2 separate regions of the Homo sapiens genome follow, and region 2 is linked to region 1. Evidence: read pairs that join two places in POLR2A ChIA-PET (ENCODE). Cell type or tissue: endothelial cell of umbilical vein. All regions are shown on one strand.

Evidence for each region. ChIA-PET counts read pairs that join two places held together with the same protein. Peaks named below come from ENCODE experiments on the same cell type or tissue, not always from the same donor. Only the 100,000 strongest peaks of a DNase experiment are listed, where the experiment ranks them.
Region 2: POLR2A ChIA-PET joins it to region 1 with 5 read pairs; 4 of 35 experiments call an interaction of 5 or more read pairs at or near these places.

What each region holds. Positions count from the first base shown.
Region 1 is chr1:32,995,224-33,000,223 of GRCh38, reverse strand. No RefSeq gene overlaps it. Among named protein-coding and RNA genes, the nearest start is that of RNF19B, 33 kb to the right of the region's middle. In endothelial cell of umbilical vein, no CTCF peak of the experiment used is centred here; DNase peaks (open chromatin) are centred at 2,043 and 2,683; H3K27ac peaks cover 3,188 bases.
Region 2 is chr1:32,834,562-32,839,561 of GRCh38, reverse strand. All of the region lies in intron 5 of S100PBP (S100P binding protein), which reads right to left. Among named protein-coding and RNA genes, the nearest start is that of S100PBP, 19 kb to the right of the region's middle. In endothelial cell of umbilical vein, no CTCF peak of the experiment used is centred here; no DNase peak of the experiment used is centred here.

The DNA.
Region 1 (5,000 bases):
CAGGCTGGAGTGCAGTGGCGTGATCTCCACTCACTGCAACCTGCGCCTCCTGAGTTCAAGCGATTCTCATGCCTCAGCCTCCCGTGTAGCTGAGACTACAGGCGCACACCACCATGCCCAGCTAATTTTTTTTTTTTTTTTTTTTTTTTTTGAGACGGAGTCTCGCTCTGTCGCCCAGGCTGGAGTGCAGTGGCGGGATCTCGGCTCACTGCAAGCTCCGCCTCCCGGGTTCACGCCATTCTCCTGCCTCAGCCTCCCAAGTAGCTGGGACTACAGGCGCCCGCCACTACGCCCGGCTAATTTTTTGTATTTTTAGTAGAGACGGGGTTTCACCGTTTTAGCCGGGATGGTCTCGATCTCCTGACCTCGTGATCCGCCCGCCTCGGCCTCCCAAAGTGCTGGGATTACAGGCGTGAGCCACCGCGCCCGGCCTAATTTTTATATTTTTAGTAAAGATGGGGTTTTGCCATGTTGGCCAGGCTGGTCTCGAACTCCTGGCCTCAAGCAGTCTGCCAAAGTGCTGGGATTACAGGCATGAGCCACCGCGCCGGGCCACCTTATGCATTTTAAATGATTTAATTCTCCTAGGGCCCTATGAGACAGATACTATTATTCTCATTTTAAGGTTCAAAAACTGAGGCATAAAAAAATTAAATAAGTTGCATAACTTGGTAAATGGCGGGCCTGACTGCACTCTGGCTGGCACACTTCAGGGCCTGTGCTTTTAGTTACTGTGCTGGGTAGGATCTCATCGTCGTCACAGTAATAATGATACGCTAATGAACATTTGTTGAACTCATATTCCATACTGTGCTTTGCTCTGTGGGCTTCAGATTATTACCTCAGGTTTAACCAGGTTCTAATCAAGTTGGCAAGAAGGACACTGTCCACCTGGGGGACCAGCCTCAGAGCCCACAGTCCAATAGAGACACTGCTCCAGGTCTTGCTGTGTCTGAGGGAAGTGGCCTGGCCACCTTCCCAAATTGCTGAAGGCCTGACCTTTGGCAGGGGCAGCCAGAGCCTCGTGCTGCCTTTGGCTGAGAGCCGGGCCAGAGGGGCTGAGCCAGAGTGGAGTGATCAGCTGCATGGGCTGGGCCCCTGGGGTCTCCAGACACCCTGGCTCAATGCCTGGACACTGTTCAAAGCTGCTACAGCTAGAGCTGGGGACCAAGCACCAGGACCCCTGAGTTCCAGGCCCAACTCGGTGGCTGATGTGCTGCGGGAGCTTGGGCAAATCCCTACCCCTCCATTGGCCTCAGTTTCCTGGAAGGCAGTTGAATAAGATTGCTCCTGTCCGTGACCTTCCTCCATAATATCATCTGTGACAGGCTGGACATTTGGGATACCACAAAGTAGTCCCTCCTGCATGGAACCCAGGCCCCAGGTTATTTAGGATCTCTCCTTGGTACCAAGCGCTGCTGGGCACTGGGGCCACAGAGAGGAGCTGAGCTGATCCCTGCCTTCAAATAGCTCCCAGTTGGTTGTCAGGGGGTGATGGGGGTGGAGGGGGGGTGTGGAGCGAGACAGACAGGAAAACCAGCCATCAACCTAGTGTGATAAGTGCTGCACTGCATAGAGAGAAGGAAGTACTGCACTGCATAGCGAGAAGGATGCCCAAGGAGCTGCAGGGCTCCATGGAGAGAGCAACTGACTGCCTGCAGTGTCCTGGATGGCTTCCCTATAGGAAGGACGTGGAGCTACTACATCTTCCAGGTAGAGAAGGGGATGTGCATTCCTATTGAGGGAACAACCTCCACAGTGGTCGGGAGACAGAAAAGACCAGGTGTTGAGAAAAGGGTGAGCTCCATGTGGCAGATGGTGGGAAGGAATGTGAGTGCAAGGAGATGGGGCTACAGGGCAGGTGGGAGGCAGCAGGGACTGGACTGAGTGCCAAGTTCCTGAGCCACAGCTCAAGTCTCCAAGGCTACAAGGAGCAGAGCCCGCATACAGGCTTCACAGGCACTGGAGAGGGCCTCGAGCCTCTGGAGTCCCAGCTTGGTAACGCTCTTCCTCCTGCTGCTTGCATTTCTTCCTGTGTCTCATACTTCCTTCCCTTCCCTGGAGGCCAAAGGCCACCCTGTGCCTTCCTGTTCAGGGCACTCTGCCCCCTTTCAACCTCCGGTAAAGTTCTTCACAGGGTAGCCCATGCATTCCAAATGCCTCATACTTGTGGGTCTCATCGTCTACCTTCTGGGTTTCTCCAGCAGCCTAGTGAGGCAGCCAAGACTGAAAGAACTTGTAGGTGATACAGAAACAGGGAGCACCTATGGGCCAGGCCCCATGTTGGCCTCTGGAGAACAGGCCAGACAAAATTCTTGCTGGGAGCCCTCAGTCTGGCTGGGAAGACAGATGCTAAAGATGTGATCATACCAATCAGCTGACCTCCCTGCACAGACAGGGAAGGCATCCCTGAGTTGCAGTTTGAACATGAGGTTCTAGAGAACCAGCTTCCTGAAGCAGCACAGGAAGAGTGTTACCAAGTACGAGATGACTTGTTTCAGGTCATCTGGCCAGTAAGGGAGGTCTGGAGCCAAAACTCTGATCTGTCTGACTCAAGGCCCACTAATTTGCAGTTCCCTCCCACTGGTATTTTTCTCCCATTATTCAAATGTCAACAGCAAAGAATTTTCATATCTTTAATATTGCTGGATCCTCTGTGAGATAGGGCCCACTCTCCCTATTCAGAGGCATACAGACCTGGGAAGTCTAAGTGATTCATCCGTGATCACAACAAGGTCAGAACTAGGATGAGAACACACATCTCTGGGCTCCAGGATAACCTGGTGAGATCATGGAGGAAAATTGTTGCTGTCTTTCCCAGCTTTGCCCTGAGCCAGGCTACCCCTGAATGACAGACACACGTTCCCAGTTGTTTCCCAGGGACTTTCCTGGGAAACAACTTCCTGGAGGAATACCATAGTGACCTGAGAGATATGTTTGACTTGGGAGCAACCCTGTTCTGAGCCTGAGGGTCCCCAGAGCTCAGAGCAGACATTCAGAGCAAATTATGGTATTTCTGCCCTTGAGATTGCAAACAGAACTGCTTTTGGATGAAATGGAGCATGAGCCCCATGCTGGGCAAGCAGTGCAGGCCCCTGTAATCTCTCTAAGGGATGTGAGTGCCACCATCAGAGACTTGTAAGCTATAGGAAGCTCCAAGCTCTTGAACACTGTGCCCTCAAGCCCTGAAGTGGGAGGGGTTATCTTTGGGCCCTAAGAAGGCCTTGATCCCATTCAAGAGCTTTCGTGGTACTGGGAGGGCCTCTAGGCCCTTAAGGAAAAGACTTGGGTTCTGGTGATGAGTTTTTAGAGTACCTGGGGGAGGGGGTTCTAACAATAACAGATCACTTGTCAGCAAGCTGGGAGCAGTTGAAGTGTTTGAATACATTTAGGGGCATGTATTTGCCATGTCTATAGTTTCTTCAGTCCCTTTCATTCCCAGAGCACCCACACTTGGATTATCTTATACATTCCACTTTGACCCTCAGAGCTACCTTTTATGGAGCTAAAAACGATTCAAGAGATGGAAGATTGAGAATTGAAAATTGCAGGCTGGGCACGGTGGCTCACGCTTGTAATCTCAGCACTTTGAGAGGCCAAGGCGGGAGGATTGCTTGAGCCCAAGAGATCAAGACCAGCCTGGGCAGCATAGTGGGACCTTATCTCTACAAAAAAGTAAAAAATCAGCCAGGTATGGTGGCATATGCCTGTAATCCTAGCTACTTGAGAGGCTGAGGTGGGAGGATTGCTTGAGCCCCGGAGGTCAAGGTTGCAGTGAGCTGAGACTGTGCCACTGCACTCCAGCCTGGGTGACAGAGCAAGACCCCGTCTCAAAAAAAATAAAAAAGAAGAAGGCCGGGTGCGGTAGCTCACACCTGTAATCCCAGCACTTTGGGAGGCCAAGGTGGGTGGATCACTTGAGGTCAAAAGTTCGAGACCAGCCTGGCCAACATGGTGACATGCCATCTCTACTAAAAATACAAAAATTAGCCAAGTGTGGGGGTGCATGCCTGTAATCCCAGCTTCTTGAGAGGCTAAGGCAGGAGAATCACTTGAACCTGGGAGGCAGAGGTTGCAGTGAGCCAAGATCGCACCACTGCACTCCAGCCTGGGTGACAGAGCAAGACCCTATCTCAAAAAAAAAAGAGGAGGAGGAGGAAGAAATGAAGAGTAGAAGGAAGAAGAAAGGAGGAAGGGAGGGAGGGAGGAAGGGAAGAAGAAAGAGGAGGAAGAGAGAAGAAAAGGAAAAGAAGAAATGAGTGCTGCCTAAGGCCCCACAGAGGTATACATCTGAAATCAGATCCAGCTCTTTCCTACCTACCCTAGACCTGACCCTTTCCTGTGGCCTCCATCTGCCCTTGCACCCTCTGCCAACCTGCAGGCCCCAACCTCCCTAACTCCTGCTGAGCTGGAAACCTTAGATACCAAAGAACCAACCCCCACTCCCCATTGGACATCTCCTTTCTGAAAAAGCCCTGGCCAGGAAGGTGGGACGAACTGGGGGCTTTAATCTTGGCTCTGTCTCCTTCCCTGAGTTGTGATGAGTTTAAGTGAGATCAAGGATCTTAAAAGTGCTCCAGAAACTGAAAAATGTTGAAAGAACACGAGGAAGGGGAAACTACCACTCTGTTGTTTTATATGGAGATGAGTGATTTGGAGCCAGGCCTTCCAAAGGGTCACAGTTTGGAGGGAGGAGACATACAGACCCCAAGCCCCAATGTGTCATGGATAATGCAATAGCCAAAGGATGTGCCAGGCATTGTGAGGGCACAGACAACTCCTAGGGGAGTCAGGGAAAGCCTTGAGAAGAGCACACATTGGAAATGGGTCTTGAGGACGTGTAAGTTTACCAGGTAGACTAAAGAGAATATGCATATTTCAAGGGAGGGAACAGCTTGTACAAAGGCATGGAGGCTGGAAAGGGAATGGTGTCCAGTGAGAGTGTCCAGTCAGGGATGGATGAAATGAGTTTTGGCAAGGTGGGCCAGGACAGAGCAGAG
Region 2 (5,000 bases), 160 kb after region 1:
AGCTAGACTCCATGTCAAAAATAAAAATAAAAATAGAATTAGCATATGATCTAGCAATTCCTCTTCTCTTCTTGGTATGTAAGAATTGCAAGCAGGGTCTCAAAAAGATACGTGTAGATGCATATGCATAACGGCATTATTCACAAAGCTAAAAGGTGGAAGCAAACCAAGTGTCCATTGATATATAAATGGATAATCAAAATGTGGTATCCATATGCTGTATTATTAAGTCTTAAAAAGGAAGGAGATTCTGACACATGCAACAACAAACATGAATCTTGAGGACATTGTGCTAAGTGAAATAAGCCAGTCACGAAAAGACAAATACCACTTTGTCTGACTCCACTTATGTGAGGTACCTAGAGTAGTCAAATTCATAAACACATAAAGTGGAATGGTGGTTGTCAGGGGCTCAAGGGGGAGGGGAATGGGGAGTTATTGTTTAATGGGTATAGAGCTATGGATTTGTAGTGGGTGCAGCGATGTGTGCCTGTAGTCTCAGACACTCAGGAGGCTGAGGAGGAGGACTGCTTAAGCCTAGGTGTTTGAGCCTAACCTGGGAAATACAGCAAGACCTTCATCTTTAAAAAAATAAAAAACAAAGCTTCAGATGTGCAAGACCAAGAAATTATTGAAATGGATATGGTGATGGCTGTACAACAATATGAATATACTTAATACCACTGAAATGTACACTTACAACTTTTTTTTTTTTTTTGAGACGGAGTTTCACTCTTGTCACCCAGGCTGAAGTGCAATGGCATGATCTCAGCTCACTGCAACCTCTGCCTCCTGGGTTCCAGCGATTCTCCTGCCTCAGCCTCCAGAGTAGCTGGGATTGCAGGCACCTGCCACCACGCCTGGTTAATTTTTGTATTTTTAGTAGAGACGGGGTTTCACCACGTTGGCCAGGCTGGTCTTGAACTCCTGACCTCAGGTGATCTGCCCACCCCAGCCTCCCAAAGTGCTGGGATTACAGGCGTGAGCCACTGCACCCAGCCAAAACGTTTTTATAAAGAGGTTTTAAAAAGATGGTTATGTGTATATTATGTGTATTTTATAATTAAAAAGTTGGGGGAAACATTTTAAAATAGTGACCATACCCAATTGTTGGTAAGGCTGGGGGCAACCGGAATTCATACAACTGCTAATAGAAATGAAAAACGGTACAACTACTTGGGAACAGTTTGGCAGTTTCTTTTCTTTTCTTTTTTTTTTTTTTTTTTTTGAGACAGAGTCTCGCTCTTTCGCCCAGGCCGGACTGCAGTGGCGCTATCTCGGCTCACTGAAAGCTCCGCCTCCCGGGTTCATGCCATTCTCCTGCCTCAGCCTCTCGAGTAGCTGAGACTACAGGAGCCACGCGCAGCTAATTTTTTGTATTTTTAGTAGAGACGGAGTTTCACCGTGTTAGCCAGGATGGTCTCGATCTCCTGACCTCGTGATCCGCCCGCCTCGGCCTCCAAAAGTGCTGGGATTACAGGCGTGAGCCACCGCACCCAGCTGGCAGTTTCTCAAAAAGTTAAACACACACCTACCGTATGACCCAGTCATTTTACTCTAGATATTTACTTAAGAAAAATAAAAGCATATATATACAAAGATTTGTGCATGAATGTTCCTAACAGTTTTATCTGTCATAGCCAAAAATTGAACATAAGCCAAATGCCCATCTAAGTGAATGGGTAAACATTCACTTAGGGATAAATCTATATAATGGAATACTACTCAGCAATAAAAAGAAATAAACATGCAACATGGATGAATTTCAAAATAATTATCTTGAGACAAAGAAGCCAGACTCAAAAGAGTACATAGTGTATGATTCCATCACATAAAACTTTAGAAAATGCAAACTAACTGCAGTAGACACTAGATCAGTGGTCAATCTTGCCTGGGGATTAGAGGGGGCAGAGATAGGCAGAAGGGAGGAATTACAAAGGTGCACAAAGAAAGTTTTTAGTCCAATATGCTTATTATCTTTTTTTTTTTTTTTTTTGAGACGGAGTTTTGCTTTTGTTGCCCAGGCCGGAGTGCAATGGCGCGATCTCGGCTCACCGCAACCTCCACCTCCCGGGTTCAAGTGATTCTCCTGCCTCAGCCTCCCGAGTAGCTGGGATTACAGGCAGGTGGCCGGTGCCTATAATCCCAGCTAGGAGGCTGAGGCAGGAGAACTGCTTGAACCTGGGAGGTGGAGGCTGCAGTGAGCTCAGATTACGCCACTGCACTCCAGCCTGGGCAACAGGGCGAGACTGTCTCAAAAACAAACAAACAAACAAAAAGAACTTCCAGAGAGAAAAAGACAGATGACATACAAAGAAATAAAAGTTAAACTTATAACAGACTTCAGACTTCTTAAGAGCAATACTGAATGTCTTCAAATTTCTTTTTTTTTTTTTTTTTTTTTGAGATGGAGTCTTGTTTTGTTGCCCAGGCTGGACTACAGGCACCCGCCACCACACCAGGCTAATTTTTGTATGTTTTTTTTTTAGTAGAGATGGGGTTTCACCATATTGGCCAGACTGGTCTCGAACTCTTGACCTTGGGATCCGCCCACCTCAGCCTCCCAAAGTGCTGGGATTACAGGCGTGAGCCACTGCGCCTGGCCATGTCTTCAAATTTCTGAGCAAAAATTGATTTTAAATTTAGAATTTTATATCAAACTATCAATCAAGTATGAGGATAGAATAAAGACATGTTCAGATATGTAAACACAAAGAAAACATCTATGCACCCTTTCTTAGATATTCTCAGAGGATGTCCTCTACTAAAACCAAAAATAAGAAAGAGGAAGATATAGGATCCAAGAAACAGGATTCAACCCAGGAGGGCAGCAGAGGAAAATCCTGGGATGACAGCTCTGTTGCAGGGCTAAAGAACAAGCAGTGCAAATTGGAGCAGTAGAACAGAAGGCTCTAGGAAAAAGCTCTCCCAAAAAAAAAATTTAATGAAAGAAACTGAAGCAATTAACAACTCTACAAAAATAAACAATTCAAGAAAGAAAATGAAGCCATAATATACTACTTGGCTTTTCAGTGAACAATACTTAGTTGGGACACAAAAACAATGAATACTGATTTAACACCCTTTAGGATAGCTACTATAAAAAAAAACAAACAAAAACAAAAACACAAGCCAGGCACAGTGGTTCACACCTGCAATCCCAGCACTTTGGGAGGCCGAGATGGGGAGATCACTTGAGCTCAGGAGTTCGAGACCAGCCTGACCAACATGGCAAAACCCCATCTCTACTAAAATACAAAAATTAGCCAGACGTGGTGGAGTGCGCCTGTAGTCCCAGCTACTTGGGAGGCTGAGGCACGAGAATCACTTGAATGTGGGAGGTAGGGGTTGCAGTGAGCCAAGACTGTACCACTGCACTCCAGCCTGGATGACAGGGCGAGACTCCAGCCTCAAAAAAAAAAAAAAAGCACAAAAAAATAAGTGCTGGCAAGGATGGGGAAAAATTAGAACTCTTGTGCACTGTTGGTAGGACTGCAAAATGGTGCAACTGCTATGAAAAACAGTATGAAGTTCCTCAAAAAATTAAAAACAGACCTACCATATGGTCCAGCAATCCCACTTCTGCATATATATCCAGAAGAATTAAAAATAGGGTCTTAAAGAGATATCTGTAGACCCATGTTCATAGTGGCACAATTCACAATAGCCAAGAAGTGGAAGCAACCCAAATGTCTACTGACAGATGAATGGATTAAACAAAATGGTGTGTATATATACAATGGAATATTATTCAGCCTTAAAAAGGAAGGAAATTGAGTGGTGAGAAAAATAGAAAAAAAATAAAAATAAAAATATTTAAAAAGGAAGGAAATCCTGTCACATGCCACAATGGGTAAATCTTGAAGACATTATACTAAACGAAATAAGCCAGTCACAAAAAGATAAATATTGTATGATTCCACTTATAAAAGGTATCTAAAGTAGTCATATTTAAAAAAAAAGAAAGTAGAATGGTGGTTACCAGAGACTGAAGGGAGAGAGGGGGAACTGTTGTGTAGGTATAGAGTTTTAGATTTGCAAGATGAAGAGGTTCTGGAGATATGTTTCACAACAATGTGAATATATGTAACATTACTGAATTGTGCACTTAAAAATGGTTAAGATGGTAATTTTATGTTAGATGTATTTTTTTTACCACAATTAAAAAAAAAGATTAATGGGATCATGTCAATAGGAACAAGAGTCATCTTGAAGGAGCTCCCATTTATCAAATTTGAGACAAATTGAGCATCAAAAAGAAAAACCAAGAACAGTAGCTATAATTGATTACAACATATTGATTCTTTAAAAAAATCCATGAGGTTATAGTAATAGTAAAGTAATAGAAAATCTTTACAAAAGAATGCTAGTTAATAACTGTAGAAGAAATTATATATTTAGAAAATGAACATTTTTTTCTTTTGAGATGGAATTTTGCTCGTTGCCCAGGCTGGAGTGCAATGGCCTGATCTTCGCTCACTACAACTTCTGCCTCTTGGGTTCAAGAGATTCTCCTGCCTCAGCCTCCCGAGTAGCTGGGATTACAGGCGCCCACCACCACGCCCAGCTAATTTTTATATTTTTAGTAGAGACAGGTTTCATCATGTTAGTCAGGCTGGTCTTGAACTCCTGACCTCAGATGATCCATCTGCCTCAGCCTCCCAAAGTGCTGGGATTACAGGCATGAGCCACTGCGCCTGGCCAAAAAAGAACATTTTCTATGTAACTCCCAGTGCAGCAGCTCATTCAAGCAAGGATCATCAATAAATGCTCAAGCAATTAGGTGAACAGTTAGTTGTTGGGGAACAGGATATTCACATGGTACCAAAGCATCACCCCACAGATAATTTACTAATTAAAAAGGGGTAAATGTACTTTACAATGGGAAGACATGGCAGTTAACACCTTAACAAACTTAGTATTACTATTTGTGGAACAACCTGTCATTAAGTGTCATATATGCCTGCTGATTTGATTAGAAGGATATAGTGTAGGGTATA